2 separate regions of the Homo sapiens genome follow, and region 2 is linked to region 1. A link is a loop called in an ENCODE intact Hi-C map of the cell type or tissue named here. Cell type or tissue: ascending aorta. All regions are shown on one strand. Links, peaks and the distances in the headings refer to the core of each region. The heading gives the core; the rest is flanking DNA.

The links. Peaks named below come from ENCODE experiments on the same cell type or tissue, not always from the same donor. Only the 100,000 strongest peaks of a DNase experiment are listed, where the experiment ranks them.
Region 2: it touches region 1 in a loop (10-fold over the local background); 33 of 110 quality-filtered maps call a loop at or near these places.

What each region holds. Positions count from the first base shown.
Region 1 is chr11:33,252,245-33,264,837 of GRCh38, reverse strand. It overlaps HIPK3 (homeodomain interacting protein kinase 3), which reads right to left and starts at 7,457. Exons shown (of 17, transcript NM_005734.5): 1 at 6,949-7,457. RefSeq lists enhancers at 5,983-6,072, 6,113-6,162 and silencers at 6,503-6,702, 6,773-7,112, 7,373-7,702. In ascending aorta, for the core only: a CTCF peak has its summit at 6,324; DNase peaks (open chromatin) are centred at 6,597, 7,097 and 7,587; H3K4me3 peaks cover 4,471 bases; H3K27ac peaks cover 4,869 bases.
Region 2 is chr11:33,684,935-33,697,527 of GRCh38, reverse strand. No RefSeq gene overlaps it. Among named protein-coding and RNA genes, the nearest start is that of C11orf91, 9.6 kb to the left of the region's middle. RefSeq lists an enhancer at 6,202-7,401. In ascending aorta, for the core only: no CTCF peak of the experiment used is centred there; DNase peaks (open chromatin) are centred at 5,427, 6,707, 7,760 and 8,228; H3K4me3 peaks cover 785 bases; H3K27ac peaks cover 4,209 bases.

The DNA.
Region 1 (12,593 bases), core at 3,616-8,615:
TAGGAAATATTTAATAAGCAAAGTTATATCCTGCAAATGTTTTCAAGTTCACTATTTTGTTTTTAAAAACTCTAAAATATTTTGTATGCTTATAAATAATATACAACCAAGTAGGGGGAAGTTAAAGAATTTGAAATAAACATTTTTTGTTTTTAGCAAATCAAATACTTTCTAAAATTTCCACAGTAAAATAACTGTCTAGCCAAATACAGCCAAGTTTTTATTTTCTAGCATCCTTAAGACAATTTTCTTGGTAATCCATATTAAATCAAATATAATTTATAAAAGCTACAAAATGTTTAGGGTGAGGAGCTCGCCTCATACTCTATTGATTTCAATGCCTATCAAATCTAAACTGTTTTTTTTCCAACTAGATTAGAAATGGAAAAGTTTCTGATCTTGGAACTTGCCTGATCTTGGAGGCTAAGCAGGGTCAGACCTCATCAGTACTTGGATGGGAAAAGGTGTTCCAGCATAAACAATTACTCAAAATAAAAAGAAATTCTATCTCACCAGCCTTGGCAATCCTTTGCGTTCAACATGATCAAGAATTATATGAAAGAATAAGTCTTTCACAACTTAGAAGTACAGCTCAAATGAGCAAATACTACATTTTCCTTTATTATGCTTCTCTAAATATCCACTTTAAGTGTGACCTTTTTGTTTAAAAAAAAAAAAGACAAGGTTAGCAGCGAAGAAAATGCAAGGTAAAAGTGTACCTAGAAATCTAGTCTTTAAGAGATATTTATCTCAGAAGAAGGTGAAAAGGACTGTGTGACAGACATAGATATCAGAAGTCTGAGTTTTAATTCATACATGATGTATCTTAGTTTTATTTTTTAAGATCTCCAGAAACTAAAAGGATATATCCTATAACTCAAACTCATTTTAACAGCAATATTATGTTCTATAGTCTTCACACTTGCAGCTTCAGATTAGTCCTGGAACATAAGACTTTTTTTTGTTTTAATTGTAGAAAAAGCTTATCTTCCCCAAACTCCACCTTAAGGAAAAGTCTCTCAGATTGAAGAAACAAAAGACAGAAAGAGGAAGGGGTTGGGGGAGGGATTTTAAAAACTGAGGTCAAGGATGATAAACAGAGATGCTATTATTTCACAAGACTGATCACTTAGCAGGCTACTGACTTAATCTTTCCCTCAAGCTATTACAATTTTTCACTAAGTGAACTCTGGGCTCCAGCAACTTGGACATTTAAAATCATAGCAGCCAGGCGCGGTGGCTTACTGTAATCCCAGCACTTTGGGAGGCCAAGGTGGGCAGATCACTTGAGGCCAGGAGTTTGAGACCACCCTGGACAACATGGCAACATCCCATCTCTACTAAAAATACAAAAATTAGCCAGGTGTGGTGGCAGGCACCTGCAATCCCAGCTACTCAGGAGGCTGAGACATGAGAATCACTTGAACCCCGGAGGCGGAGGTTGTAGTGAGCCAAGATCGCACCACTGCACTCCAGCCTGGTGACAGAGCGAGGCCCTGTCTCAAAAATTAATTAATTAATTAAAGCAGATTTCAGTCTCTCAAATCCAATTAAACCAAGCTCTTCTCCCTTCTACTGTCCAGTCTCCCCTGCCTCACCACCCACTCTCCCACTCAGTCTCCTACAGAATGGGAAAGGTCTCATTATTTTAGAAAATTAGAGAAATTGGGCCGGGCACAGTGGCTCATGCCTGTGATCCCAGCACTTTGGGAGGCCAAGGCAGAAGGATCGCTTGGGCCCAGGAGTTCAAGACCAGCCAGAGCAACAAAGCACAACCCCGTCTCTACAAAAAATGAAAAAATTCAAGGTGTCAGCAAGACCATGTTAGAAAGACAGAAAAAGAAATGAAAAAGTTAGCAGACATGGTGGCGATACCTCCTGTAGTCTCAGCTATTTGGAGACTGAGGCAGAAGGATCTCCTGAGCTCAGGAGGTTGAGGCTGCAGTGAGCTATGATCATACCACTATACTCCAGCCCAGGCCATGGAGCAAAACCCTGTCTGTAAATGAAAAAAATAAATACAAAAATAGAAAAAATAAATATAAAAAGAGAAAAGAACAAATATAAAAATTAGAGAAATTAGTTTAAAGTAACAAAATACATTTAAGGTCAAAAATATGGTCCTCAGTTTGCTCCATTTCAAGGACTTTCTGTTGAAAAGAGCCTTCTCAAGTACTAACTTGGCATTAACTGCCAAATATAAAAGACAAAATAAATCTGCTTAATAACTTAACTGTCTCCAAACCACAAATGCTGTCCTAAAAATACAATACATATTGACAATATTCATCCAGTTGTTTTAATTTCCACACAGTAAGAACAGAGGCTCTAGGTCCCTGGCATAACAGTGGTGTCTCAGAATCCAGACAATATGCTGCCTTTGTTTAGTAACATATGTTCCAAGTATCAACTGAGAACAGCCTGGTCTGCCAAAAAGCTCAAGGTTTCATTTGACAAACTTATAAATGTGTAACATACATCCTCCAAATATCTATTCTATCTTTGTCCTACAAGTGACTAAGACAAGGTCCCAAAGAACATCTATGGCAAAGCTACAGAAGCAGCACACTAATATTAAGTTGTTCTTCCTCCAAACCACTCTTAACTACATACCAAGCCAACCAAAAGAAGTGACATTCTTCCTTAAGTAGGCCACATAAGTACTGACTATCCTAAAAGCCTCCACTGACTCAGTACTTCTCCAAATATATATTCTTAATATAAGGTGCTTAAGTATTAGGCAAGATATATATTTTTAAGCAGCTGGATCCAGAACCAGTTAGGACATTTAAAATAATTCCTTTACACATGAACAGACACTCTTCAAAAGACATACGTGTGGCCAACAAGCACATGAAAAAAAGGTTATCACTGATCATTACAGAAATGCAAATCAAAACCATGAGATACCATCTCACACCAGTCAGAGTGGCTATTATTAAAAGTCAAAAAATAACAGATGCTGATGAGGTTGCAGAGAAAAGGGGAGGCTGATACACTGTTGGTGGGAATGTAAATTAGTTCAGCCACTGTGGAAAGCAGTGTGGTGACTCCTCAAAGAGCTAAAAACAGAACTACCATTGGACCCAGCAATCCCATTACTGGGTATATATCCAAAGAAATATACATTGTTTTATCATAAAGACACATGCATGTATATGTTCACTGTAACACTATTCACAAGGGCAAAGACATGGAATCAACCTAAATGTTCATCAATGGGAAGACTCGATTTTTTAAAAATATGCTACATATGTACCATGGAATACTATGCAGCCATAAAAAAAGAATGATGTCATGTCCTTTGCAGGAACATGGATGGGGCTGGAGGCCATCATCCTTAATAAATAATGCAGGAACAGAAAACCAAATACCACACATTCTCACTTATAAGTGGAAGCTAAATGATGAGAACACATGGACACAAAGAGGGGAACAACAGACACTGGGACCTACCAGATGGTGGAGGATGAGAGGAGGGAGAAGAGCAGAAAAAATAACTATTGGGCACTAGGCTTAGTCCCTGAGTGACAAAATAATCCGTACATCAAACACACATGACACAAGTTTACCTATATAACAAACCTGCACATGCTCCCCTGAACCTAAAAGTTTAAAAAGAAAAAAAAATACATATATATTTATATATAATATATATTTTATATAATGTATTATATATATTTATATAATATATTTTATATTTTATATATAATATATATTTTATGTATATATATATACATATAATCCCTTTAGACTTACACCGGTATCACAAAAGATTCTCCATGACAAAGCTTTCAGCAAGTTAAAAAAGAGAAATACTACATCCCAGTGAAAAGTGTTGGGGGGGAATAATACCTTTTAAAAAATAAACACACTGATAGAGTCATCCATTTTAACAAAGTTTTAGTAGTTTGTCTTCAGAAGTAACTTCCAAGTTAAACATACTACATTGGGAGTCTCAACTTTGGACATCAGAAAACCAGGACAGCTACAACACGAATATTTATTTTGGCAACAATAAATCAAGTTATTCTGTGTCCTCTAAGAGTTAAGAGTCAGGAATAACAACTTCTGGAAGGATATTTAAATATGGAGAATTTCCTTAGAATATCTTTGAATCTAAATATTACCATGACATCTTTTCATCTCCAAACTTAAATGTGAGGTTCCAATGGGAACTACATTTTTATGCCTTTGAATTAACCACCAATAGTGCAATTCTAATTTACCTTATCATCATACTTGGTAAACTGTTGCTATGAAAATAACATTTAATAAGTTAACTCTCTTACCTGGTAAAATAAAGTTAACTTCAAAAGTTACCAGGATAAGTCGTACTAGCATTCAAATAAAAAATAACATGCAAACAAGCATTCCATGAAATGGATGTGAATCAGGTCTGAAAAATAATATTGCGGCATTCTGAAATTTACATTTTCCCTTTCCTCCTTTCCATATGCTTTCAGGTTCATGCATCAAATATTAAAAACAAAAGTTCAATCAAAAAATTAATTTGATAGCTGCTGCTTTTTTAAGTTGCAGGGGGTGCAGGGAGGCTCTCCATATCTTGCATTAAACATAAAAACCTATGTGCCCACGCCATACTTGCAACAGCAACCTACGTCTGTAATTTACACCCTATTTTATGGTATCCAAAAAGTTAAGAGTATGATCTACAGCTTCTTTTCAAACATGTTTACAAGAAGAAGTATCTCATATAAACCATCCATTTTAATGTGACTCTAAAATCCCATGCCCAAAAGCCAATGACCAGTTTATAAGCAAGGTAATGACTAGTTCAATGGAAAATATATTTTGACAATAAACTAAGTAAGGCTGACTTATCATGTTATGATCTGCTTGCCTAATATGTATGTTTAGCTACTGTAGTCAGCAATGCCCAAATATAAAGTTGAAACATTTAATGGCCAGTTCTGTTCTAGATTTCAAACTCATCTTACTTTTTTACAACAGTTTTAATCTAAGGTTCTCCACAAATACTTTTTTCTTAGAAAAGAGATCCCCTTGGGGCGGGGGGCGGGAGGCAGAGGGGGGGATTAAGGAACAAATTTTTCCATAAGTACAAAAAAAAAAAGACATGCCCAAACATCACAAATATTTCAACACATCTCTGCCTTAACATAAATTTTAAATAAGTAAATTTCAAAAAAGAAAAATCTCAAACAGGTTAAGCATTATAGTTCAGAAATAAAAGTCCTCTACACTTTATGAATGCAGCCATAAATACACCAAGAAATATTTCATTGACTTAAAACTAAATAACTGTATCTGGCTGGTAAAATTGCAATTACTGATAAGTGGCACGAAAGCATAAGATAATCAATAAAACTATGAAAACTTTTTTTACAAAAGGTCAGTCATATTTTGTTTACTTAAAATACTAAGTTTAATCATGACCTATCTAAACCTTATCATTGCTCATTGTATAAAATTAGCACTGCACTTGCAAACATAAGCAGAATCTAGACTTATCAAACATATGGTGAGACTTCACCAGCTTCTGAAAAATTAAATAATATAGGATTAAAATGTCTTAGTTGGGTAAGCAGTAACCACCGTTACGGCTCAAGACTTTTCATCAAAAATTTGATCAGAAAGGAAACCTCTTTAAAAATTTTAAAGAGCCCAGCAACTAAAACTTTGAAATTAACTGAGATGGTTTGAATGAATATAAGTACTCCCACTTCAGAAGCTACAGCTAAAAGCAAATACCTAAAATAGCAAAAAGGGAAAAAGTGTCAGCAGATCTCCAAACTACTAGAAAGTACGCAAAAGCACACGCAGACTGGTTTGCCAGCTAACTTTTCCGGCCCTGTACCAGACAGACATCAAAACAAAGTTTACAATAGAGCCAACCATGCGCTTTCCCTCTAAACTGGACGATAAACTGAAATTTTTTGCTGTTGCTAATAGAAGCCCCTTATTATAATTAGAAGCAGCCAACTGACAGGTGGAAAAACAAATTCCCTAACAGGGCAGTAAGAGGTTGTGAAAACACGGTTCAAGGCCTGAACGTGTTACGACTACTCTGTAACAAGTCCAAGGTAATTTACGCACACACTCTTCAGCGCAATTCCTCAAGCAGAGATGAGACGGGAACAACAGGATTCCCCGAGAGCCACATACCATTTTACAACAGCCGTCTCCCTCCCGACAGAGAAACAGACATTTTCATCCAAAGTCTTTCCGCCAGTTCTCCCAGTGCGGCGAAGGGAAGCGGGCGGCAGCCACCGTAACGAGAGAAGCCGGCAACAGCCCCGCCGCGCGGCCGCCACGCCTTCCTCCCGCCGCCGCTGGGGACGCGGAGCCGCGGATCACATTTCTCCTCCCCAACAATCACACACACGCACGCACGTCCCCAGAGTTGACACCCTGCAAACCCGCTGCTCCGCGACGCTGGGGACGGGGCCACAAAGCCCGGGACGCGGCCATCGGCTGGGGTGCTCAAGCTGCGTGCCTGCGCGTTTGTTTGTTCCCCTTAATGAAAGGAAAGGGATCTCCGTAGTTACGGCCTAGGACTGCGGAGGGGGAAGAGAGGCTCCCCGTGGGACTAAACAAAACTTCGGTTGCTGGGAAGAGCCGTTGCGCAACCTTGGCAGGGGGAGGGGGGGCCGAGGCCCCCGGGCCCCGGCCAGGCGCGGCTTCCCGGAGGCTACGGCCCCCGCGTCCGGCGGCCCAGGGCCTGGCGTGGCGCCGGCTTCGAGGGAGCGGCTCATACCGGGCCACACTGCAGGGGCTAGGGCGGAAACTGGGAGCACGAGAGCGCTGGGGATGCGGATGGGGCACGGGACGCGCAATGAGTGCGGGCTGCGCCGGAGGTGTCGGGCCAGGCCCGGGTCAGGCTTGGGGTCCGCTGGCCGCGGAGCCCGCAGACGGAGCCGATCCCCCCACCCCGGGGTGGCGGCGCCCCTCGCTCGACTCCCTTACCTTCCTAGAGGCCCGCGCTCTCTCCTCTTCGGGCGGCCGCAGCCCTGAGCATGTCCGGGGTGGGGCGCAGGGCCGTGCCGGGGACCGGGAGCCAGGCGCTTCAGCAGGCGGCACCACCCAGCCCGGGCTCAGCCCCTCTCCGCGGCCGCTGCCATCTTGTCCTGGCGGCTGAGAGGAAACGGCGAAACACCCTCCCCCGACCGCTGCTGCTGCTGCTGCTGCTCTGGCTGCTAAGCGCCGGGCCCGTCTCCCTCATCTTCCTTCCCGGGGATTTGGGGTGGGGACGGCTTGGCTAGGGCGAGGGGTAGTGGGAGGCCGGTCGGCCTCCGGCTACTGGGGCCTACGGGCGACGCAGGGTGCGGGGCCCACGGCGATTGGGGCCCATTCCTGACGCCCCGGCCGGGAGCGGAGAAGGAAGACTGGCGGGAGTGGTGGCGACGGCGGGGCCTGCGGCTTGATCTCCTCAGGTCGCCGCGATGCCGGCAGTCGTCACTGAGGCAGCTGCCACCAGCCGCCCCAGCCTCGGGCCCCTCCTCCGCGCTCGTCGGCCTCGGCCACCGCCTCCGCAGCGCCACCGCCCGCCCGGCAGCGCTGCGCGCCCAGCCCGGGCGGCTCCGCTCCGCTCCGGCCGCGGCGCCTCCGTGAAGCCCCTCCCCGGGGTCCGCCCGCCAGTCCGCAGCCGCGCCCTTGTTGCCCGGAGCCCGCCTGCCAGCCCGTGCGGCCCCAACCCGGAGTCCCGCAAGCCAAGCCTCCCGCGAAAGAAGCATCCGTCAGCCCGGCTCTGCTGTTCTGAACCTCACTCCATGCCCCCTCCGCCAGAAATACACATTTTTAAAAAAGATCCCAATACCCGAAGAAAGGATGAAGATGCGGAAGCAGGATTTTACAGGCCTTTCGAGATCCCGGAACCGTAATTAAGGATCTGTTTCTCGGCATTTGGTCGTTAAAGGTCCCAAAATAAGTAAAGGGGAAATGCTCAAATGAACGACCTCAATCTAAACTAGGTTCTACCCGCTCCCCTATCCCAAAGAGTGAAGAGAATTGTAAAGCCAGGTTCAAGGACGGGGGAAGGGTCCTCTTGGAAATTTTAAGAGCATCTCTACTGTCCAAAACCCCATAATTGTGAAGTTCGCCCACCTCCACATTGGTAATTCTCCGTTAAATTAGTCGGTTTAACTCCCAAAGACTAGTTTCTTTCCTCCTGGAGATTAGGAAATCAACAGAATGGCCTGTTTCAGCTTACATAATCGTGGAACCATAGAATTTTAGGAATGAAAGAAGCTTTGCGATCCTTGGTCCCAACTCTTACACTCAGGAGTTCCAAGAAGTTTAGGTGACATGACCAAGGTTATACAGTAAAGCCCATGTCTCCCACCCCATCTTTCCTCCTTTTCCCTAGGAAACAAATGGCTTTCTAATACCTCACATTCAGAGTTGATTTTCTTTTATACCCGTTTCCTCAGGTTCCCTTTGTTCTGAATCAATGTCTAACCTTTTGGGAAACAAACACCTTTCTGGAATGGAAGTGTCCTTTCTTTGTTTCCTTCATAATCTTCACTAGCAAGATTGAATTTACCAGAGATGTATTTATTCCCAGAAATTTTCTATTGCAGTAACTGGGGCAGGGCAAAGGGAGTGGCAAATTGCTGCATACATAATACACATTTAATCCCTGCTGCTCTTCAAACCGGAAGATGAGTATTTTGGATAATGCCTTTAAGAGACAAAGGAGGCCGGGCGCGGTGGCTCGCACATGTAATCCCAGCACTTTGGGAGGCTGAGGCGGGTGGATCACCTGTGGTCAGGAGTTCAAGACCAGCCTGGCCAACATAGTGAAACCTGGTCTCTACTAAAAATGCAAAAATTAGCTGGGCGTGGTGGCGGGCGCCTGTAATCCCAGCTACTCGAGAGCTGAGGTAAGAGAATCGCTTGAATCGCTTGAGCCACTGCACTCCAACCTGGGCGACAGGGAGAGACTCTGTCTCAAAAAATAAAATAAAAGAGAAAGGATAGTATGCCCTGAGGCCACTGGAAATAACACTTTCGAATGACAGTTGTTTTCAGGTTAGAGAGGATAACCAGCTGAAAAGGCTTCCAATATAGAAGAACAAAACAATGGCTGCCTTTCAGAGAGATAGCCTATGAACCATTCCTTTTCACTTAGTATTTCGTTACTTTTTATTTTTCTTAAGAACAATAGTCAAAAGAATCAAAGAGGATAAAATCATTTACTCAACGGAGAAAGCTACAATAGTAGAAAAATCTGTCAGGAGGAACAGAGAAACTATTCCACTAGAACTTCAAATTTCAGAATTTTTGCAGACATTTAAGGAGGCCATCTCTAATGGAAGGCTTCCATTCCCTGTATTTGCTACATCCATGAAGAGATGGAAATGAGAGACAAGGATTTATTTTCCTTTCTATCTCCTGCATGTTGCTACTCACTACACTATATATTCCAGGAGGGGATTCATTCATCTTTTTTTTTTTTTAGATGAAGTCTCGCTCTATTGCCAGGGTTCAAGCAATTCTCCTGCTTCAGCCTCCCGAATAGCTGAGACTACAGGCATGCCCCACCATACCCAGCTAATTTTTGTACTTTTAGCAGAGACGGGGTTTTACCATGTTGGCCAGGATGGTCTCGATCCCTTGACCTCGTGCTCTGTCCACCTCAGCCTCCCAAAGTGTTGGGATTACAGGCATGAGCCACCACGCCCGGCCTCATCTTTTTTTTTAACCATTATATTGCAAGTGCCTAATACAGTGCCTGACTTGTGGTAAGACCTTAGTAAATGTTGCAAAATAAGTAAATGATATATTCCAGCCCCCCTTCACTTTATACCTATTGTCTCCTAACCTAATTTCTTTACCTCTAATCTCTTCCCCTTCAAATCTTTCTTTTTTTGAGGCACGATATCAGCTCCTCTGCCTCCCAGGTTCAGGCGATTCTCCTGCCTCAGCCTCCCAAGTAGCTGGGACTGCAACTTCCGCCTCCCAGGTTCAGGCGATTCTCCTGCCTCAGCCTCCCAAGTAGCTGGGACTACAGGCCCGTGCCACCACGCCCAGCTAATTTTTTGTATTTGTAGTAGAGATGGGGTTTCACCATGTTAGCCAGGATGGTCTTGATCTCCTGACCTGACAGAGTCTAATTTTGTCACCCAGGCTGGAGCACAGTGGTGTGATCTCCATTCACCACAGCCTCAACTCCCTGGGCTCAAGGGATCCATCCACCTCAGCCTCCCACCTAACTGGGATTACAGACACGCACCACCACAGCCAGCTATTTTTTTTTTATTTTTAGTATGGAGATGCGGTTTCATTATGTTGGCCAGACTGGTCTGGAACTCCTGGCCTCAAGTGATCCGCCCACCTCAGCCTCCCAAAAGTGCTGGGATTTCAGGTGTGAGCCACTGCGCCTGGCTTTCAAATCTATTCTGAACACAAACATCTAGATAATCTCCCAAAGCCCCTAATGTAGCTATTTTACAAAGTTTGAGGGTTGTTTTTTTTTTTTAAGGAAAATTTCTCATAGTGCTAAGATCTCTCAAAAATGCAGGCTGGGGGAGGGCATGGTAGCTCACATCTGTAATCCCAGCACTTTGGGAAGCTGAGGTTGGGGGATTGCTTGAGCCCATGAGTTCCAGGCTGCAGTGAGCTGTGATTTCGCCACTGCACTCCAGGCTAAGTGACAGAGCAAGATCTTGCCTCTAAAAAATAAAACAGGAAGATACTAAAGAAAACCTTAATGTTTTCATTCAAAAAAATTACTTAAGGGCCAGACTTGGTGGCTCACACCTGTAATTCTATCACTGAGCAAGACCTAGCCTCTTCAAAAACCCCTCTCTCTCTACAAAAAATACAAAAACTAGCCTGGCCTGGTGGTGCACGCCTGTAGTCCCAGCTACTCGGGAGGCTGAGATGGGCCCTGAGGCTGCAGTGAGTTGTGATCACACCACTGCACTCCAGCCTGGGCGACAGAGTAAGACCCTGTCTCTGAGTAAGTAAGTAAGTAAATAAACAAATAAAATCCTTCACAGAACTAGCCCACAAGGAACTCAATCAACTTTTTGTCTCCTTACTCCAGCCACTCTCTGGAGCTCCGTAGGTGCCTGGATCACCTTCTGCCTGAAACATTCCTCAAGTATAGCCATCCACCTTTCTTTCCTGTCCTTACTCAAATATTGCCTTCATGGTGAAGCCTCCTCTTCAGCGATGACCACCTATATTTACATTCCCTGTCTTTATCTTTCTCTTTAGGGCTTGCCATCATCTTAGATACTATGATATATATTTTCTGTTCCCTTGTCCCTCAAGGTAAGCTTTCACAGGGCAAGAATTTTTGTCTGTTTTCTTGATGCTTTGATCCCCAGAGCCTAGAACAGGGCCTTGCATGTAAAGGGAACTCAAATATTTGTAAAGTGAAAAAATAAATTTTCTATGGAATCAGTAAGAAACCCTCCATAAACTCAGACTGCGAGCAGTCACAATTGTTTGAGATCACCTAGCCATGAAATCCAAGCCCTCTCTCTCAGCTATTCCTCCCACCTCTACCTCCAAAAATTACTCTGCCCAGGCCAGGCGTGGTGGCTCATGCCTGTAATCGCAGCACTTTGTAAGGCCAAAGCGAGTGGACCACCTGAGGTCAGGAGTTCGAGATCAACCTAGCCAACATGGTGAAACCCCGTCTCTACTAAAAATACAAAAATTAGCTGGATGTGGTGGCACACACCTGTAATCCCAGCTACTCGGGAGGCCGAGGCATGAGAATAGCTTGAATCTGGGAGGCAGAGGTTGCAGTGAGCCGAGATCACACCACTGCACTCCAGCCTGGGTGACAGAATGAGACTCTGCCTAAAAAAATAAATAAATAAAAATAACATTACTCTTCCCAAAGGAGGCCAGTCCTCCTCGCACTCACCTTGTGTTCTTCGCTGCCATTGCTCCTCGTTAAACCACATATAGGTGTTCCTGTGAAGAGATGGCCCTCCGCAGTCTCCACAAATGATGCCGACGCTTCTGTCCAAAGCCATGCAGTTTCAAGAAAAAGCTGGGAACTTTTTCAGAGCCTGAGTCACCAATCCACACTCCCCTTCCTCAGGGAAGTTGGTTGTTGTTTTGTTTTTGTTTTTTTCTCTAGTCCTTGGGTATCCTTTCTTACCATTACACCTTGGGAGAATAGGAGGTACCCTGTCAACCAAAAATAGCCCCCTAGTTACTAATATCAAGGAGGAGAGGTTCACCAAGGGGACTTCTGTCTCCTCCCTCCCAGGAGGTCCTGGCTTTTTTTTTTTTTTTTTTTGAGGTGGAGTTTCGCTCTTGTTGCCCAGGCTGGAGTGCAATAGCTCGATCTCAGCTCACCGAAACCTCTGCCTCCCGGGTTCAAGCGAAACCTCTGCCTCCCGGGTTCAAGCGGTTCTCCTGCCTCAGCCTCCCGAGTAGCTGGGATTACAGGCGTGCACCAACACGCCCGGCTAATTTATGCGTTTTTAGGAGAGACAGGGTTTCACCGTGTTGATCAGACTGGTCTCCAACTCCTGACCTCAGGTGATCCGCCCACCCCAGCCTCCCAAAGTGCTGGGATTACAGGTGTGAGCCACCACGCCCGGCAGTCCTGGCTTTCTTATATAAATAATCTGTCTTCTTCC
Region 2 (12,593 bases), core at 3,685-8,684, 430 kb before region 1:
CAAACAGTCCAGATGGCTGGAGCAGGAGGAGTGAGGGGAGAGTGGTAGGGGTGAATACACAGGGGGCCCATTTGTATAGAGCCTTATAGTCACAGTAAGGACTCTGGGCTTTACTCCAAGTGGGACAGAGTCATTAGACAGCCTTCTGGGGAGTGACAGGATCTGACTTGTGCTGCTGTGATATGAATAGACTACCGGGGTGCAAGCAAGGAGGCAGGGAGAGCAGTCAGGAGGCTGTAGTAATTAATATTCCAGCTAAAAAGACCATGCTGAGCCCGGCGTGGTGGTGCACACCTGTAGTCCCAGCTACTCAGGAGGCTGGGGTGGGAAGGATCGCTTGACCCCAGGTGTTCAAAGTTACAGTGAGCTATGACCATGCCACTGGCATGCCAGCTTGGGCAACAGAGCAAGACCCTGTCTCTAAAAATTAACCAAGTAAAAGATCATGCGGGTAGCAGTGGGTGTGGTGAGAAGTATCAGGCAATTGAAGCACAGAGTGGTAATCTAAGATAGGAGAACACAGGTGGAACAGGTTTTGGTGAGAAGGAGGAGCACAGGTGGAACAGCTTTTGGGGAGACAATCAGCAGTTTTATTTGGGATATGTGAAGTTTTTGGTGTCTGGTAGACCTCCTGGTGGAGAAGCTGTGTAGCAGGGGCCCATATAAGCCTGGAGTTCAGGAGAAAGCCTGGGCTGGAGGTACACGTTGGGGAGTTGCTGACAGGTAGGTTTATTTAAAAAACGAAGTCAAATGAAATCACTGAGGGAGTGAGGGTAGGGAGAAAGAGAACCAAATATTGAGGGTGGAGGCACTCTCACTTAAGAAGATGGGGAGAACAGGAGGAACCTGCAAAGGAGAATGAAAAGGAGTGGAGTCAGGTGTCTCGGCAGCCAAAGGAGGAAGTGGTCGCCTCTGACAGACTGTGCCGACAGGCCAAGTAAGGTGAGCCTGAGAATTTGCCCTTGGATTTTGCCGCATGTTAGTACTGATCTTGCCAGAACAGTTTTGGTTGAGTGATAGGGGTAATGCCTGACTGGAGTGGTATTAAAAGTGAATGAAAGGGGATGATTTGGAGACAATGGGTGTAGCTCACTCTTTAGAGGAGTTAAGCTGCAGAAGATCACAGAGAATGAGAGCAGTAGCTGGTAGGGCAAGTGGGGATAAGAGAAGGTTTTTATTAAGATGGGAGAAATAACCATGGCCTGAGAGAAATGACCCAATAGAGAGAGAAAAAGTGATGATGTAGAAGAGATCTGGGAAATTGCTGGAATCGTGTCCTTGAGTGGTCAAGAGAGGTGGTGTCTTAGTCTGTTTTGTGCTGCTATAACTCCACAGACTGGAGTATCTATAAAGAACAGAAATTTATTCTCACAGTTCTGGAGGCAAGTAAGGTGGAGATTAAAGCACCAACAGTTTGGATCGTGATGTCTCTGCTTCCAAGATGACGCCTTGAATGCTATGTCTTCCAGAGGGGAGGAACAGTTAGCTCTGTCTTCTCATGGCAGAAGAGCAGGAGAGAAGAGGGAACCCACTCCAGCAAGCAATTTTTTTTTTTTTTTTTTGAGATGGAGTCTCGGTCTGTCGCCCAGGCTGGAGTGCAGTGGCGCAATCTCGGCTCACTGCAAGCTCACGCTTTTAATAGCGACATGAATTTATTCATGAGGGCTCTGCCTAGATTCTAAACACCTCTTCTTAGGTCTCTCCTCCCAGTAGTGTTACACTGAGGATTAAGTTCCCAACACATGCATTTTGGAAGGGACAAAAACATTCAAACCACAGCAGGGGGTATCTAGTTTACAGTAAAGAGATTGGCTTTTGAGGGGAGCCGAGATGGCTCATTTGTAGTAACAGGAGTTACATCTGTGGCATGGGGGTGCAGATGCCGGTAGATGGGTAAACGGGGAGGTGGGAACCCTAGAAGTTGCGTACACATACACAAAAGTTTGTCTAGCTACCTCTATCTTGAGGACACAGAGGCACATGCCTACAAGGTCAGGCTGGAAACCTGGAACAGCGGCCAGGAAGCCAGGTGGAAACTGGCAAGTCACAGAGCTCGTGCCCCCACTACAGGGGCAGCGGACACCCAGCTCCAGCTTGTTGTTGCCAGGGCAGCAGTGTGAGCACAGGGCCAGGTGAAAGCTGCTGGTTTCTAAATCTTAACAATGAATTCAAATGTTTCCAAAACACTAGGCAGGCCAAGTAAAATAAAGGTGGAAAGTCCCCAGACATGTTAACCTCTGCTTTACACACAGAAACCCTCCTACTCCAGGCAGAGATTCCAGGCCCTTCTGGAATCCAGATATTGATTCCAGGAATCAATATCTCCCCAGGAAGAAGCCAGATTTGAGCCCTAGGCTGGTTGCTACCAGAGAAGCTCCTTTGTTCTCCCAGAAAACTTCAGGCTGGCCAGGCCAGAGGGCAGTGAAGGGCGCAGGGTGGGGGTGGAGAATCTTAATAAGAATAAATGGGAACAAACCAGGCATCAGGAAAACCAAGTGCAGAGCTCAGATGGAGACAGAGATGTCTGGCATGGCCTTGTTTCTTTCCCCAGAGTCCCAACAGCCCTCCCTAGGCCATATTCCTTAAAAGTGCCCAACTGCTAAGTGCAAGCCATGTGCTGGGCACTAAGGGAGTCGGTGGAGTTGAATAATTTAATTCTCACTGCCAGCTGGTGAAACAGATACTGTTCTTGGCATGTTTTACAAATGAGGAAGCAGAGGCTCAGAGAGGGAAAGTGGCTTACCCACAGGCACATGGCTAGGATGTTGCAGGGTTGGGTTTAGAACTCAGGTCTATCAAGGCTACCCCAACCTCTCCTTCCACAGTGAGGTGCCAATACAGGAGAAGCTTGAGGTGAGCCATAAAAAAGAAGCATCCAGCATTTCTTCCAGGAACTCTCATCCCCTTGGAGCTATCAGGTGTCCTCTTGATGCCCTTAAAATGGTGGGTGGCAGGGCAGGACCATTGGGGATGATGACGCAACACTTGCTTGCCCCTGACCCCTCAGTGCTCACACACACACCTGTGGGTGGAGGGGGCGGGGAACACCTGCAGTAGGTACAGTCTCCTGTCCTGAATCCCCTGTGGCAGCTGAGACCAAGTCTTCTGGAGATGGCTGCACCAGGCTGCCACCACTAGACACTATTCACATCAACCGACAACTTTCTCATTTCCTGCAGACCCAAGCCAGAGAAGATACATAGGTTCATATCGCAAGTACTAACTCCCATCTGCACTTGGGAGCTCTTGTGGAGAACTGGAGACCTTAACTGAGCTCAATGGAAACCAGTACCACCATGGGGGTATGGGGGCCCATGTGCCATTCCTGTGGTACAAGTCCTTTTAATCCAGGTTTAGCTTCTGGGTCTCCAGTTATAGAGAGAAAAATCTGGAAAAGAACAAAGAAGAGTTCACAATACACTAAGGGAAATATAATCAAAATAGTTTCACTTACGATGAATAAGTTCTGGAGCTCTACCTGCAGCATGATGAATATAGTTAATAATTGTTGCATACTTTTAAAAAGCAATGTAATAAAAGTCATCAACACTTACTGGCAGTTTGTAGGTATCACATATTATATTAGGTTTTTTACATGGACCATCTCACTCCATCCTTATAATGACCTTTCGAGGTGGGGACTGCTGTCCTCATTTTACAGGTGACTAACATGGAGGCACAAAGAGGTAAAGTAATGTGAGTCTGGTATTGCAGCTAGTAAATAGGAGAGGTAGAATTCAAACTCAGGGCTGACTCCAGAGCTTGTGTTCTGGTCCGCTGGGCCCACAAAGCCTCCTGTGAGCATAATGAACAGAGCAGTGTGGGGAGTACAGAGGGAGGTCCACCAGGTTCCTGCAGGAAATGCGTGGAACACCCAAATTGGCTAATTTGAAGAGCGTTTAATAAAGGGATTATGCTATAAACTGAATGTTTGTGTCCTTCCAAAATTCATATGTTGAAACCTAATCCCCTGTGCAATAGTATTAGGAGGTGGGATGTTTGAGAGGTGATTAGGTTATGAGGGTGGAGGGTGGAATGAGATTAGTGCCTTTATAAAAGAGGCCCAGCAAGCTTATTCACCACTCCTACCTTCTATGAACTAGGAAGCTGGCTCTTACCAGCCACCGAATCTGCTGGCATATTGATCTCGGACTTCCCAGCATCCAGAACTATGAGAAATTTCTATTGTTTAGACACCACCCCGTCTATGGTATTTTGTTATATCAGTCTGAATGGACTAAGACAGAGTGTTTACAAAGGTGCAGGCAGGGAATGCGGATTATCACCCACCGAGCTGTTGCTAACCCTAGGCGGGTAGGTGTGAGAGGAGGGAGTGGTTGCCAGAACCTGAGAACAGACAGGGCTGTGTGGAAAGGGTCCTTCATAAGTGTGACCCTTGTCTAGGGCCACAGGTAGCCCACAGTGACCCTGCTGAGGGGGAGCCCCTGCAGGGAGGGAGCCCCTGCAAGAGACAGATGGGGAGCACAGTGAGGTCAGGTCTTCCAATACATGTAAATACTGGTAGGGGGTGGTTTTGGTGTTGGCTAGGTTGCTTCCCACAACTTGGCAAGAGAGAATGGGGTTGATAGTTTGGTAGTATTACAGCCAAGGTCCCAGAAATGCCCACACTCAGGCCTGCCACCTCCCCAGTCACCCCATGGCTTGGACTAACTTTGGGCACAGGTCCTGTTACCGTCGGTTGGTGGGATGTAATTGTCATGTAATTGACAGCCCCTCAGAACAAAATGAAACAAAAGAGGCTGTTCCTCAAAGAAAAGGGCGCTTGGCAGAGGAAAGCAATAGAGAGCTTGATTGAGAGAACACCACATGCAAGGAATAATAGATAAATGCAGTGGTGTGCCGGAGCCAGTTTCTATGGGCTCACGAGAACTAATTGCCAAATTTTCAGGAATGTTATGAGCTGGTTATTAAATACAACCATTATTAAAAATTTAACCATATCAACTTTTAATTAAATCATATTTAAGACGAAGGTAACAAATATTCACAATTCATCACTTCCTAATTATTTTGCTACAGTTCTCTATCATCTGTACTCCTGAGCTCATTTATGCCTGTTGTGTCTGTGTGGTCGAAATACTACATAATGGTGTGCTAATGTGCATATCTTCTGAATGATGTCATGTGGGGTTTTTTTAAACTGGCCACGGGGAGTGTATTTACAACAAGGAAATTGGCAAATGTACAAATCAGGGTTGGCTCCCTCGGACCTCCACTGAGAAGAGCTGGTTGAAAAGAGTTTACCAGCACGCCACCAGCGACATGAAAAACAAAAGCCCCGCTTTATTTGTGGCTGAGCTAGAAGGAAAGCTGTTTTGGAGCATTCAAAGCTGGGATGATGGTATAAATGAAGCTCGCTGCTTCCTCTGGCTTGATTTGCCCACTCAGTGCCAGACAGGAAAGAGGCAGACAAGAGCCTGATTCACCCGTCCGTGGAGGCAGGCTTGTCCTGGGTCTGACTATTGCATGAACTCAGGGAAGAAGGAAAGCCCAACGTGCTGACTTTATTTTTTCTTTTTAATGCTTTTTAGAGACAGAGTCTTGTTCTGTCGCCCAGGCTGGAGTGCAGTGGTGTGATCTTAGCTCATTGCAGTCTCGAACTCCTGGGCTCAAGTGATCTTCCCACCTCAGCCTCCCAAGTCTTTGGCTAATTTTTAAATTCTTTTGTAGAGGTGGGGGTCTCACTTTGTCTCACCACCAGGCTGGTTTTGTACTTCTGGGCTCAAGCAATCCTCCTGCCTTGACGTCCCAAAGCACTAGGATTACAGGTGTGAGCCACTGCACCTGGCCCCCATGTCCTGACCTTTAAGATGTAGTAAACCTATCCACTGGGAAAGTGGGGTCAAAGGAATTGTCCTGGACTCTGGCCAGTCAGATCAATTAGCGATCTTTACTTTCAAGAAACTAGGGTAGAGGGAAAGCTGAGGTAGAGGCCTGTAGATGGAGGCTGAAGGCCTTCTGCAGTGCTGACTGTTTGGGCAAGATGAAGCATGAAACCTGATAGAACAGATAACCAGCTCTTTATATCATGATCCTTTCATCATAAGCTTATTACTCCTGAGAGAAATATAGACTTCAAGTGTGATGGGAAGACCTCCTGCTACCTTATCCAAGTCACCTGTGCCCACCCTCTGTGCCAAAGCGGTCAGGCAGGGTTCAGTGGAAGTCAGCTGGGAACAGAAGGAAGAGACATTTAATTACTGCTTTACGGCTTTTGTTCTCACTGGAGGTAAATACCTTGTTGGTGCCTCAGGGAATATTGGCCTTTTCCTTTGAACTCTGTCCTGATTCTGACATTAACCAGATCTGCGACCTTGGGAAAGTTACCCAGCCTCTCACAGCCTCTTTCCACATCAGGCAAATGGAGACGCTGCTTTCACAGGATGGGGGCTGGGAGTGGGGACAACAACAAAAAATGACAGATGTGAAACTGCCCCAAACTGGGAATCATTTTAATATTATTTTCCTGTTTGTGTAGTACACAGCCCTCATTGTTGAGTCACTGGTGCTGGAAGTGGTGGTGGCCACGAGATGTGAGCTGGAGGGAGGCCCAGTCCACAGGGAGGGAGAAGCATTCAATGCGCAGGCCCTGGAGCTCAGCCCCATAAGCAGCGACAAAGGGGGTGAATATGGCTGGGAAGCAGTTTGGGGAAGAGGGGTTTGTTTTCTAGAGGGAGCCAACCACATTCCTCCCAGGCAGTATCACATGGCCCACACCCAACAGACAAGGCCAAGGGCATGGCCTCTCTGTAGGCAGTCCCCAAAAGGAAGGGTGGATGGTCACCACCCAATCCTGTCATTCTGTCCACACCAGCGCATGAGCATATCCGAGAACATATCTGTGCCGAGCTGCCATGAAAGTGACTAAATAGTAATAACTTGCATTTGTCAGACTTCCCACCTAGCAGAAGTTTTGTGATTCATGAGGACATCCTGTTTCTGAGTAAGGAATCTTATCGTGATTTCCTTAAACTGTTGACATAGTGGTTAATGCATGCCTGACATGGAAAAGGATGCTGATTTGCTTCTGAATCATGAAGTTTTGCTGATTTGTTTCTGAATCATGAAACTTTGCTGTCTTGCCCGTAGACATTTTAGCCTGTAGGTTGTCATCTGTAGCCAGTGACTAATCTCTCTATTATACCTTCCAATAACAAAAAGACAACTCTTTGTATGAAGAGTCCTCCTCCCCTCTTCTAAACCTTCCCATAAAAGCTTTCTAACTTGTAACAGACTCTAGGACACTCCCAGCTTTGTTGGTGTGTCTTCCTGGGTCGATCCTCACATTTGGCTTCCAATAAACATTTATCAAGTTATTTCTGGTGAAACAGCTGTAATTTCAATCGACAATAGGAATCCAGAAAATCTATGATGCAAAGCTGAAGTATCACCTATTCCAGGTGCTCTTTGGTTTTGGGGGGAAACAGGCCACTCAAACTGACTTACTTGAGTAAAGAGAGTGACTGGCAATGGGCTTCTTGGATCACAAGCAATAGAAACTAAACTAAGGGAAATTTAAAAAGGCATCATCTGAACAAGGAAAGCAAAGGAATGAGGTGCTGCCACTGGACAACTCAGCTCCAACTACCAGTTCTTAGAAAATGTGATTGGCCCAGCTCGGGCTACGTTTCCATCTCTGTCCATGTTGCGGAGGAGGTGGCCAGGGTCCTGTGGTTGCATCCCCACCAGAACCACTTGGAACTGTGGAGCAGCTGCTTCCCAAAAGAAGGACCCTGGCTGCCAAAGATACATGGCTCCCTCATGGGCCTCGCGCAATTGGCACCAGGGCCTGGAAGCCACCAGGAGCCCAGGCAGCTCCCCTCCCATCTCTTTTTCACTGCATCCTCCTGCCTTTTGCAGTCAGCTTCCTTCCAACTTGGCTCCCAGGGAACTCACAAGAGTGGCATCAGGCTCCAAGTACACATGATCGCGAGCAGGCTGCTCTCCGTCTCTCATATTTTCTCCCCAAGAAATGGTAGTTGGAGCTGAGTTGTCCAGTGGCAACACCTCATTCCTTTCCTTCTAAATGTTCGGACGACACCTTTCTTAGTTTCCCTTAGTTTAGTTTCTGTTGCTCATTATCAAAGACACCCATTGCCAGTCACTCTCTTTACTTAAGCCAGGAGGAATGGCAGGGTGTGGCTAAGTATGCCCAGTTTATTCTTCCCCAAATTATGAATCACAAGTCCCCATCCATCACTGGGCATTGGGCGGGTAAAGAGGCAGGAAGAGGCCAGGACTCCCGTACTGCTCTTGGAAGGAAGCTGAAGGGAAGTGCTCCTCTCCCAACAGCATGGATGTCACTTCCTCCAGGAAGCCTTCCCTGATTCCAGTCCCCAGTCTGGGCTATGTGTCCCTTCTCTGAGCTCCCTTTGTACTCTGGGCATCCCCTTTCCTGGGACTTACTACCTGGATTATAATAGCCCATCAGTATGTCTCCCTAGCTCGACTGCGATCTTCTTAAGGGTAGGGCCTGTGTTGTCATCATCGTCATCCTGAGCACACGGTTTTGCACAAAGTGGACACTCCATGTGCTTAAGGAGCACGTTGCTGGCTGCGGATAGAGGGGAAAATGCAGTCTCAGCCTTGTGGTTTGACTTATGGTGGAAACGTCAATTGCATAAAATGATAAGAAAGGATGATCTAGATGCAATATCCTGGGACTCATCTGGGCCAAGTGCCTTTATGACAGGCTTGGGGATGGGGTCAAGATGTACCTTGAGTTCTTTACCAAGATTCAGAGACAGGCCTAAGACAGCTCTTTTTATCTGAGAAGTGGTATATAATTGCTGGATCTGGGGTCATACTGCCTGGGTTGAAATCCCAGCACACACCAGCTGTGTGACTTTGGACAAACTGCTTAACCTTTGTGTCTTTGTTTCGTCATTTATAAAATGAGGAGATTATATAGTACCCCCACTTCATAGGTTGCTATAAGGTTGAAGTAAGTTAATATGTATGAAGTACTCAGAACAATGCATAGTCCAAAGCCAGTACTCAATAGATGTTAATTATTCCATCTACTCATTCACAGAGTCAGCCAGGATTATCACTGTCATTTCAGAGTTTACCTGAATCCAGTACAAACATTCTGTAACTCTGAAAACAATGCATATAAACTAAGCCTGCATTCATTTACTCCTTTGTTTACTCATTTATTCATCCAATTGTTCTTTCAAAAAAAAAATAGATTCTTAACTCTCTAGGCCCTTTTTCTCATCTGGAAAAGGCGCACAATAATTCCCCCAGCCTGGGGTTGTTGCCAGTTACCTGAGATATGTATGTAAACTGCTCAGCTCATGATGTGACAAACAGCTAATGCTCACCATCATCTTTGCCTCTTTGGGTTCACTGGGCAATTTGCAACAAGGTTTCTGGTCATTAACACAAAATCCCCACATTTCTCTTATAGTGGGATCCACCAGGTGGCAGCATGGATTTAGACATGGGATGAAACGGTCTCCCCTTTCTAGTCCTCTCACATCCAGGGCTGACATTTATTAGCCTGTTCATTATAACCTAGGGAAAAATCCAATTTAGAAACCTTTTGGGAGGAGGAGACACTACAGCCATTGAAGGCTTTCATTGCAAAAATAAACAGGCACAGCACCTGGCCTTTCCCAGAGGCCTGCAGGTGGCTGTCTGCTGAGAGCCACATCTTACTCACCCAGGGAAAATCTGCTCTTTGTAGAACTGGTTTCAAGATGAAAAGTTCAGTTCACATGAACAAGAGAAGCTGGGCTGAACTCATTGACTCTTACTATGTGTATTGGTCTGCTTGGGCTGCTGTAACCAAATGCCACAGACTGGGTGGCTTAAAAAACAGACATTCATTTCTCACTGTTCTGGAAGCCGGGAAGTCCAAGATTAACCTGCTGGCTGATTTGGTTCCTGTTGAGGACTCTTTCTGGCTTGGAGATGGCTACCTTCTTCATGAGTCCTCATATGGCAAAGAGAGAGCTCTGGTGTCTCTTTCTCTTCTTATAAGGGCACTAATCCCATGATGAAGGCCCCACCCTCATGACCTCATTTAAACATAATTCTCTGTCTAAGGTTTCTGTCTCCAAATCCCATCACTTTGGGGGTTAGGGCTTCAATATATGAATTTAGCGGGGGACACAATTCAGTTCATAGCATTATCTACAATGTATTTCTAGTTTTTGTGTACTCTTCTGTTTGTCTACCTAGTTCCTATTATTCAGACATATATCTATTTATATAGACTATTGTTTATCTTTTTATTGTCTGTCGTTATTACTAGCCATTAATGTTGGGATGATCTTAGCACTGTCCAATAGAACTTTCTGAAATGGCAGAAATGTTCTATATCAGTGCCATTTACTATGGTGACCATCAGACACATGTAGCTATTGAGTTTTTAACATGTGGCTAGTGCAACTGGGAAAGTGAATTTTAAACTTTATTTCACTTTAGTTATTTAAATTTAACTTGAAATAGGCACGTGGCTATTGGTAACTACCATAGTGGACAGCTCAGATCTGAATAGAAGAATATATCTGCAGTTTCCCCTCTTAATTGATTAGATTGTGTTGAGTCTGGGAAGAGGTAATATTTGGGATTTCATGCAGGCTTGATTTCCAGAGTTAACTGTTGTGGGGGCAGGCAAAATGGCACATCTTTATAAATGAAGAAATAGGCTCAGGGAAATGAAGTCACTGCTGAAGCTGACACAGGGGGTCAATGGCTGAGCCTATTCCCTCCCTGCAAGGCTCCAGCTGGCAGCTTCTTCTTCTGTGCAGTCCTCCAGGAATCCAGGTCCCTTCTTCTCTCTCTTGGAGGTGACTTAGGAAGAGTCACTGGACAATCAGAATAGGCCCACTTGTCCAGTGTGTGGCATGTGAGTATGCGTGTTTGGGTGTATGCATGCGTGTATATGAGCAGGCTCTTGGCAGAGATTGTGTAACCTGCTACACAGAAACAAGGATGATGTGCAAATATGAATTGTCCACTGCGCCCTCCCCAATCCAGTCCATAATAACTGTTTATTTTAGGTGCATTTCAGGGACTGATGTCATTTTATAGTCTGTTTAATGCAACCATTCTAACGGGCCCGTTAGAGCACTGGAAAAGATGTGGTGGTGTCTGAGCACAGGAGAGTCCAGTCAGGGGGTTAGAGACACCCTTGGAGCTTCTCCCAAGCCCTGCCAGCTAGCAATTGCCAGCTACTGAGGAATTGCCAAGTGCCAGGCCCTGGGCTCAGCACCCTACATACAGCATCTCATCAATATTTACATCCCAACACATGAGGAAAATGGCCCCAGCCCCCATTTTATAGAGGCATCGAGAGGCATCTAGCTAGGATGTGGCTGAGCCACTCCAAAGCCTGAAGTCTTAAACTCTTAGCTCTTTTCTTCAGTGACTGGCTTCAAACTATTATATTTTCCCTGTTGTCCTTTAGCCCACAGCAGCCAGCTGATATGGAGAATGTTTGTGTGGGCAAACGTCTTAATTGCCAAGGGTATGGACTCCAGAGTGGGGACGGGCAAGTTCCCTCCTGATTTCATCACATGCAAATCATGCACATGCATCACTTTAACGACACTGTCCTTGAGCTGGTACAGGAGGAGACTTATGGATTTTCCCCAAATATAATCTTATTTTCCATGAGCTTACCATATGATTCTAGGAGTGAGTTCCATGTCATTTTTTTTTTTTTTTTTTGATAGAGTCTTGCTCCGTGGCCCAGACTACAGTGCAGTGATGCTATCATAGCTCACTGTAGCCTCAGACTCCTGGGCTCAAGTGATCCTCCCTTCTGAATAGCCAGGACTACAGCCACATACCACCATGCCTGGCTGTTGCAATTATTTTTTTTTTTATAGAGACAGGATCTCACTATGCTGCCCAGGTTGGTCTTGAACTACTGGCCTCAAGTGATCCTCCTGGCTTGGCCTCCCAAAGTGTTGGGATTACAGGTGTGAGCCACCATGCCCAGCCAGAATTCCATGCCACTCTTACAGAGCTGACCGTTCTTGCTGCCAGATCTTTAACCCACCAAGCCCAGATCTTTTCCAGGGTTGCTGGGACCAGGGTATTATACTCCTGGTGAGCTGGTTACTCAGAATGATTCCTAGGCATGATGAGGCTGTAACCAAAAGAGCATGTGGAATCTGCAGCACAGCTCCAGCTGGTTCCAGCTTGTCTCATCATGGCCGGATGATGAAGGGCTCTTCCTTTCACAGCACCATTCATCTCTCCCTAGGTGTCCTGAGCCCACTGTGCTGGAGGCTGTTGAAAAGGGAGGTTGTCCATAGCAGATGAGTCGGATGAGGCTGAGTAGAGGAGTCACTCCTTCTGGGTGATCAATGGGTGATGCATTGGCTGTGGTGAGAAAGTGAGTTCTAGTCCTGCTTAATCTCTGACGAGGGGAGCAACATTGTGTACAAGTATTCAAACAGAGGCTCCATAAATAACAATAATTCATCATACTTGTTGAGTGCCATGCAGTTGTGAATGGTGCACTCTCTCCTTCCCCTTCTACAGTCACCTCATTGACTGCACATTTCACAGATAAGGCTCAGAGAGGGGACATGAATTGCCCAAAGTAACAC